Regions from separate parts of the Homo sapiens genome. Here region 2 is linked to region 1. Evidence: chromatin loops called from intact Hi-C (ENCODE). Cell type or tissue: Caco-2. All regions are shown on one strand. Each heading gives the region's core, and the rest is flanking DNA. Links, peaks and the distances in the headings are about the cores only.

Region 1 (4,395 bases), core at 221-4,220:
GAGAGGGCAGGATGCTGTCAGAGTTATCCCACATGCGAAAGGAGGACAGCTGAGACTCTGATGGTCAGAATGAGAATAAAGAGGAAAAGGCTGACCAAAAAGATGTTTTGAATAAAGAAATTACAAGATGTGTTAGATATAGGAAGATTTTAAAAATAAAAAAAGGAAACTAAACTATGTTTATTTTTTAAGTTTCTAGACTAGTATACCACTGAAAGAAATTGGGTCAATTAGAAAAGCAGATTTTAAAATTAAGCTTTTTTAAAAAATAAATAAATACAGACCAGGCACAGTGGTTCATGCCTGTAATGCCACCACTTTGGGAGGCCAAGGCAGGAGAAATACTTGAGCCCAGGAGTTCAAGACCAGCCTGGACAACATAGGGAGACCCTGTGTCTACAAAAAATAATTTAAAAATTAGCTGAGCATGGTGGTGCGGACTTGTGGTCTCAGCTACTCGGAAGGCTGAGGTGGGAGGATCTCATCAGCCAGGGATATCAAGGCTGCAGTGAGCAGTTTTCATGCCATTGCCCTCCAGCCTGGGTGACAGAGCTAGAGCCTGTCTCAAAAAAAAAAAGAATAAATACAGTTTACCTCTAAAACACCCTTAACCACAGCTGCTTCATGGAATTAGCCATTCCAGGAGAGAGTCCAGCTTCTTTACATCCATACAATGACAGGCATAATGATTTTTTGAAGGTCTAGACCCAGAGAGGTCTTAACTCTTTTATAAGTCTGTCATTTCTTATCTACCTACAGATAACCTATAGAAAACACACATTTTTTTAAAGCCAGGTTTCTCTCTGACATCCATCAAGCCAAATCGTAGACTGTTTAAAACAAACAAACAAACAAACAAACAAAAAACCTTCAAAGTCCTTTTGTTCAACCCCTCTCCTGACTACACCATGCCAAGCAGCCAGCAAGTCATCAATCGCCAGTCTCTACACTTATGGGGATGGAATACTTACTGTTTCACAGGCAATCCATTCCATTTTTTAAAGTGTTCTATTGAACAGTCTCCTCTACGTTAAGTTTAAGTCTATCTGCCTGTAACATTCACCCATTTGTTCTAATTATGTCTTCTGGGGAGATAACTGAGTCAGTCTAATCCTTTTCCAAGTAACAGCTCCTCAAATATTTAGAGACAGTATCATGAACTCACCAACTATTCTCTGACAAATGGCTCTCATAAGAATTGTTAGCCTGGGTATCCTGACAGTGCAGTGCATAGCAATCCTGTACCCACTGGATCACCAAGCTCTTTGAAGGAGCTGTTGCATACCAGAGCCTCACACAATTCCTGGCATATTGTGGACTCTCAACATATGATTCTTTGTAAATGACTCAGTAAATGGACAAATCCATCTGCTAAAAGAATTTTCAAACATGTCCTTTCTTAACTGGTTGTATCATCTACTTACAAACAAGTTTATTAAATTCTCTCTGTCCTCAAAACTCAAATAAATTTCATATAAAGAAAATATAAATTCAGAAGTAATCTGGAAGATAGGCAGGTAAATGAAACATCTTACTAAGAAACCTCAATAGGGGAAAGGGATTTATGTGGTATAAATATAATGTATTTTGGAATGTCTGAATTTGTATTACATGTACATATCACTTTTTCAATTAAAAGACAGCTTTTTTAAATTAATAAAGTTATTTCCATTTTAATTCATCCTAGTGGAATAGTAATGGTATAGTGTGAATTGTGTCTTCTCTAATAAAAAGATATGTCCTGCCATTTAAATAGAAAATAACCAAATAAATGACTAGAAGTAATATTAGATTTAATCTAGATCAGAGGCATTCAACAATTTTGAGGATAACCCATAGTAAGAAATACATTTTACATTGCAGCCTAGTATGCATATACAAATATGCAACTAATACAAAACTTTCACAAAGTGGTACTTATAACTACCTTGGATGTAGTCTGATACTTCGCTTAACACTGTCACACACCATCTACTAAACTGATATCATGGCCCACTATTAGGTCACAATCTACAGTTTAAAAAGCACTGTTCAGGTCGGGTGCAGTGGCTCACGCCTATAATCCCAGCATTTTGGGAGGCAGAGGCGGGCAAATCACCTGAGGTCAGGAGTTCAAGGCCAGCCTGGCCAACATAGCGAAACCCCGTCTCTACTAAAAATATGAAAATTAGCCAGGTGTGGTGGCGCACTCCTGTAGTCCCAGCTACTCAGGTGGCTGAGGCATGAGAATTGCTTGCACCTGGGAGGCAGAGGTTGCAGTGAGCTGAGATCATGCCACTCACTGCACTTCAGCCGGGACGACAGAGCGAGACTCTGTCTCAAAAAACAACAACCGTTCTAATCCAAGCCCACTCAACTATTCTCAACCAATTTATTGATGACAAAGGTATGTTTCAGCTTAGATAAATGGCTTGTACAGAGTCAAGTAGCTGATTCATTCAGTTAGCTCCTGCCATATGCCGGCACTGCACTACGGAAAATGATAAAGGAGACACAGCTCCTGGCTTCGTGGAAGCTGCAAATAGTTGAGCAGACAGAGGAGGCAACCAACTGTTCGGTAGATTCCTGTGCAGTGAAATATTAACAAGGGCCACCAAGGAGGGGCCTCTAAATCAGACAGATAGAGCTGAGAAGACCAGCAGATGACAGCAGAGGCCAGACTAAACCCAGCTCTCACTGTTCTTGGCATGCTACCTTGCTTACCTGTGGCACACTTTGAACAAATATGCAGGGACCACCTGCCACAGGGAGCAGGAGAGAACCAAAGCCACCCCAGACTAACTCATTCACAAATACTCCTAATTCTCACAGTGGTTGAACCTTACCAGTCTTTTCTCTTCGTATGTCCCTACAATCTGGTGGACACTCACAAAAGCATTGCTTCCTCCTTCTCATCTCCCCACTTACTCTGCAAGCAAGGAACTCATGATCCTTCTGCCACTTCCCTTCTTAACTTACTCTGAGGAAAAAAAAAAAAAAACAAAGCCCTAAGAGAATATGTAACTTTCAAAGTACATAATTCAAATCAAGTACCCACACATACACATTTTACATGATATGTTTTTAGGATTAAATAAACAGGCTAAAGTTTCTTAAGTTGAATTTACAAGGACTTCAGTATGCAGGTCGTTCTATCGGTATTTAGATGAGAATGCAGAAATCTCACCACACAATTGTTGCTGTCCTGGTAGTAGGACTCAGAACCATGAATGCTAGGATCTATAAAAATAATTGCAAGCCTTTGCCCCTCTTTTCAAAATATGAAGAGAATGGGTCTTAGTTTTATTAACCAGAAAACATAAACAGACACACATATACAGGGTTCTAAACCTCCACTAGATAAGAAACCCAAAGCTATTCTTTTCAAAGCTTCTGAGGTATATCTAGTAACTTAAAAATAATGTAATTCCAAACAGAACCAGCTGACTAGCTCAGAGCTAAAACTGATGGTTAACAAGTTATGGGAATGTCAATCAAATCAGAATATGAATCTTTCCACTGGAAAAAAGAGTGATTTGGTATTATTTCAACATCTACTACAAAAATGTTGGTACTTCTTTTAAGATCTAATTACACCTTACCTCCTGAACACTTGGTTGTAGATGGTTTCCTTGGGCTCAGACCATACTCTTGCTAAGTAGTCCTGCTTCGCCAACTAGACTTCCTCAATTGTTTTTCCCCCTTCTACACCATCTTTGCCTGCAATTTCATCTAACATTTCCAAAAGAAAAGGAATATGCTAAGAATGGTTTACTTTATATCACAGCATCAAATATCTTCCTTAAAATATATTCTCTAGGAGAAAACTAAAAATAATGTCAGAAAAATTCATTTTAATTCTATTATCTGTTATTAAGTCTATTTTGTTCATTAATTTCTAGTACTCACCATGTGACCCCAGTATGTCACCCAACTTTTTTCCAGCTTAATCTTTTTTATTTCTAAATTAAAGTAAACAAAACATGCTTTTGCTATCTTCTCACAGAAATTCGAAGGATTAATGAAATGATAAAAACTGCTTTGGAACTCTTGGAAGGGAAGAGTATACAAACTGGGTTCACTTTGTATATATTGGTTTAAAAAAAAAAGAACACATTGTGATAATGCATTTAACGAATGTGGGCAATGCTTTCTTTAAAGAAGGCTCAAATATATTCTATTAGCCTTATCTACAAGTAAGTATTTTGATGCAACTGTAATTTTCCAACATTCACGAAAAGAATTTGCAAATACGCATTACCATCTGCCTCAACTTACTTTTGTTTTTAAAACACTCAAAAAATGTCCAGTCTAAATAAAAGATTTAAATTAAGAGCAATCAGTTATTGAATGCATACTATGGACCAGGCACTTGATACCATCTTACTCAGAACTCACACACAGATTAAAAGGTGA
Region 2 (4,395 bases), core at 194-4,193, 50 kb after region 1:
AGAAACCAAGTTTCTTGGTTTCATAAATAGAACGAATCTGACTAATTAAAACCCTTAGCTCCACAAAATATTGCAATCATTCACATTTCCATGAGAAAAGACATTTTGTTATTTATTTATTTATTTAAGAAGTGTGTGTGCCTTTACTGGCTGAGCAGAATCCTTGAGGGTGGTGAAGCAGGAAGAGTGGGTGGCTCTGATGCCTGGCCGGGCAGTGCTTCACGAGCTTGTAGGTGATCGAGGTAATGGCCAATCCTCTCGGGCTTGCCCTCCACTTGGTTGAAGGCCTTGCCATTGTAGACGCCCACCATGCTACCCACCGTCTTGTCTCCCATCTCGGGCAGGATGATCATATCCTGCAGGTGCGCGTTCACCACCTCCAGCTTCTGCATAGGCAGTGCCCACTTCTTGCCCTTGCGCAGGCGCTTCAGCAGCGAGTGCTGCTTCTGCCACAGGCCACGGTGCAGCTTCATTCGCTGCTCGCATGACAAGTCCAGCAGTGGGTCGGGGTGCACGCCACAGGAGGTGAACTTGCAGAAGGTCTGCTTCTTCTGCTTTGCTGCTTTTTCTGCTCCACTTCTGCCATCTTGACTTTTTTTTAAAACAACATGCCTCAAAGATCTCCAGTGAAAGAAAAACCCAAACTGCCTCCCTTTTCAGTGCTAAAAGATAATATCCTATGGCAGCTATTTCTAGGCCTGTTTATTATCAGAATTGCTTGAGAGTTTTAAAAATGCAGATTCCTTGGCTCTACCTCTGTCCTACTCCATCACTCCCCCACCCCACCCCACACACACACACACCCAAGATTCTGACATAGTAGGTCTGGGATATGGTCCAGAATCAGTATATAGGAAATGGACCCCAGATGGTTTTGTTGTGCAACCGGATTTTGAAACCACCTTCTAAGCTGTGCTGCTATATAACAAAAAACGCCCAGAACTACTGACTACAAAACCAGGGACTCCTTTCCCCTTGTTCTAAAGAAGGGACTGTGTCTCCCAGCCTACCTGTCCTGCTAAATATGTAGGAGCTACAAGCTCAAATGCCTGCAGGACCAGGCATGTAACATAAATGCAGGAAACACACAGATGAGAGCAGTGGGGACTGTGGCAAACACCACCCATCCACAAGGCAAAGATGCTTGCCAGTTCCAGCCAAGTATGAACATGGGCCTGTCATCACAGGAGCTTCTAAATTCTCAAAAGAATCCAGAAATTTTATAGATTTTGTATAAAACGATTTTCTAATCGATAGATTTTATTTAAAATGTCTGGTGAAGGTTAAACACATCTGGGGTAGCATGTGGCCCAGAGCCCATGCACTTTGGGAGGCCAAACTCCTCACACTACTGCCATCCACTCAAAGGGCAAGGAGCTAAGGTGTGGGCTAGTGTGAAGGTGGGAGGGGAATATACTCCAATTACCAAGTGACTGCTGATGTTTGCATTTCAGAGCTAAGCCAGCAGTCATTAATGAGACTAGCATTAATGGTTCTCTGGTTCTGTGGGGTGGCACAAACAAAGCCCTTTTCGGCTATATATTCATTCCCCAAGGCTGCTGAAACAAATTACCACAAACTTGATGGCTTAAGACAACTGACATTTATTCTCTCACAACTGTAAAGGCCAGAAGTCTGCAAAGTGTCAGGAGGTGGGTCCCTCTGGAGGCTCTGAGGGAGAATCATTCCTTGCCTCTTTCCTAGCTTCTGGTAGCTGCTAGCAATCCTTGCTGTTCTTTGGCTTGCGGGGATGTCTCGCCAATCTGCCTCTGTCTTCATATGTCCTTCTCCCATCTCCCTTGTCTCATTTCCCCTTCCATTCTAAGTCCTTATCATTGGATTTAAGGTCCACTCCAATCCAATATAATCTCAGCTTGAGATTCTTAATTACATCTGCAAAGGCCCTTTTTCCAAATAAGCTCACATTCATAGGTTCTGGAGTTTAAGACTTAGATATTTCTTTTTAGAGCCACTATTCAACCCACTACAGACAGGTTTGCATTAAAAAATCCATTATTTCAATCAAATTTTACTTCTACCAACATTTATCTACCAATTTACTACTATGATAAAAATGACTTACATCTTGGCAGAAAACTTGAAGACATACCAGCTCAGGCCCAGATGCATGTTGTTACATTTTTTTCTTCTTATGTGCCACGAGCTTCATGTCTTACTAGCATTATTCCATTGCTGTATTTCCTGCCATTACTTCTAAAATCAGGGATGTAGGGGTAAAAGGATCTCTGCCTTATACAGGCTTCCACCACTGGAGAAAATGGTGCTGTCTCCATGTGCATGGACAGGAAACAGGTGATGGTGGAAGAGCAGAGGGCATAGGGTACTAGGTGAAGCAAGAGAACAACAAGTAAAGTAGAAGTCTGTCTTCATTGACCAGAGAAAGACACAGGAAATACGGCTCAGGTGAAAGAGCCCCTGGAAGTGCCAGGTTCCCAAGAATTTTTTACAGCCACCCAAGCACTTAAATGTGATTTCTAGTGCCATCTAGTGGGAAGCACAGGAACCAAGTGAGACGTGGGCTAGAAAAACAAAACCATGAGTCCAGCCTTCAGTCACTTTAAGGGGGCAGTTTTTATTGAGGCTGGATTTTTTTGTCTGCCTAGCAAGAGGATCTAAGAAGACTCTAAGCAAACATCTGACCATCTTGTATGCTGCCCTTACACTTTATGCACAGGTGGTTGCTGAAGTCATCCACGTGCTGTGTAATTTGTTCTCCCCAGCTAGTTGGTGAGCAGAAGCTATCTTTCCTCTTTTTATCAACACAAGCACAGTGTCTGGCACAGAACAACCTCTCCAAAAAAATGCCAGTTGGGTATATAAAAAAGAAAAATCCAACTTAATGGTTTTTATTATCGACCATTTAGCTGTTAACAAATCTGCAGGAATCAAATGGCAAGACAAGCCACAAGAGGGAAACTGTATGACTTATGGTTTACTAGACTTTGAGCTTTATTAAGCAGTCCTTAGGAGGTACACTCAGGGCCCAATTATAGCAGGGAGTGAGGCTGCTGTGCCCCATGGAGGAAATCGTCCAATGCAACAAGCTGACTCCTCACACTACTGCCATCACTCAAAGGGCAAAGAGCTAAGGTGTGGGCTAATGTGAAGGTCGGAGGGGAGTATGTTCCAATTACCAAGTGACTGCTGATGTTTGCATTTCAGAGCTAAGCCAGCAGTCATTAATGAGACTAGCTGGCAATTCCTTCCTCCTTACCTTGTGACATATCCATCCACAGAACCTCTTCTCCAGGGGTCCTCAATTTTGGCTGCAAAACAGCATCCATCACCTGGAAAGCTTTTTTAAAATTCTTATGCACAGGCTGCACCCCAGACCAATTAAATCAGAGTCTGTGGGGGTGGGGCCAGGCCTAGGCATTTTTTTAAAGCTTCCCAGATATATTCAATTTCTATGGCTGCTGTAAAGTTACTACAAATTTAGCGGCTTAAAACAACACAAATTCTTATCTTATAGTTCCGTATCAGGAGTCCAAAATGGGTCTCACTGAGCTACATTGAAGGTATTGGTAGAGTTGCACTCCCTGCTGGAAGCTCTAGGGAAGCTCTAGTTTTCTTACCTTCTCCAGCTTCTAGAGGCTGCCCATGTTCCTTAGCTAGTGGCCTATGGTCTTCAAAGCCAGCAATGACTGGTGAGTCTTCCTCACATTGCTTCACTCTTGACACTGAGTCTTCTGCCTGCCTCTTCCACATTTTAAGACCCTTGAGATTACGTGGAGTCCACCCAGTGTCTGTATCTGATTACTCAGAATAATCTCCCTATTTTAAAGACAGCTCATTAGCAACATCAAATCCATCTGCTACATTAATTTCCCTTTGTTGTGTAGTGTAACATAACATTCATAGGTTGCAAGGATTAGGACATGGACATCTTTGGGAGAACATTATTCTGCTTACCATATCCAATGACTCCAATGTGCAGCTGAGAATAACTGCTGGTTCTGCCAGGCACTGTGGCTCATATCTGTAATCCTAGCACTTTGGGAGGCCAAGGCAGGCAGATTGCTTGAGCCCAGCAGTTCGAGACCAGCCTGGACAACATGGTGAAACCCTGTCACTACCAATAACACAAAAATGAGCTGGGCATGGTGGTGTGCGCCTATAGTCCCAGCTACTCAGGAGGCTGAGGCAAGAGGACTGCTTGAGCCTGGGAGGCAGAGGTGGCAGTGAGCCAAAATCATACCACTTCACTCCAGTCTGGACAACAGAGTGAGACCCTGTCTCAAAAAAAAAAAAAAAATAACTACTGGTCTACCCAATCCATAAGAAGACAGACTTAGAGAAGAGGCCCAGTTAGCAGGCAGCCATGACAGAAGACTGGAGGCACACACTGAAAAATTGGTGAGGGACAAGGGCAAA

The links. Peaks named below come from ENCODE experiments on the same cell type or tissue, not always from the same donor. Only the 100,000 strongest peaks of a DNase experiment are listed, where the experiment ranks them.
Region 2: a loop joins it to region 1, with 12 times the contacts of the local background. A loop is called at or near these places in 17 of 110 quality-filtered maps.

What each region holds. Positions count from the first base shown.
Region 1 is chr1:171,849,353-171,853,747 of GRCh38, reverse strand. All of the region lies in intron 1 of DNM3 (dynamin 3), which reads right to left. Among named protein-coding and RNA genes, the nearest start is that of DNM3, 10 kb to the right of the region's middle. In Caco-2, for the core only: no CTCF peak of the experiment used is centred there; a DNase peak (open chromatin) is centred at 2,597.
Region 2 is chr1:171,799,708-171,804,102 of GRCh38, reverse strand. It overlaps the pseudogene RPS15P3. Among named protein-coding and RNA genes, the nearest start is that of METTL13, 20 kb to the right of the region's middle. In Caco-2, for the core only: a CTCF peak has its summit at 2,511 (motif pointing left); a DNase peak (open chromatin) is centred at 2,472.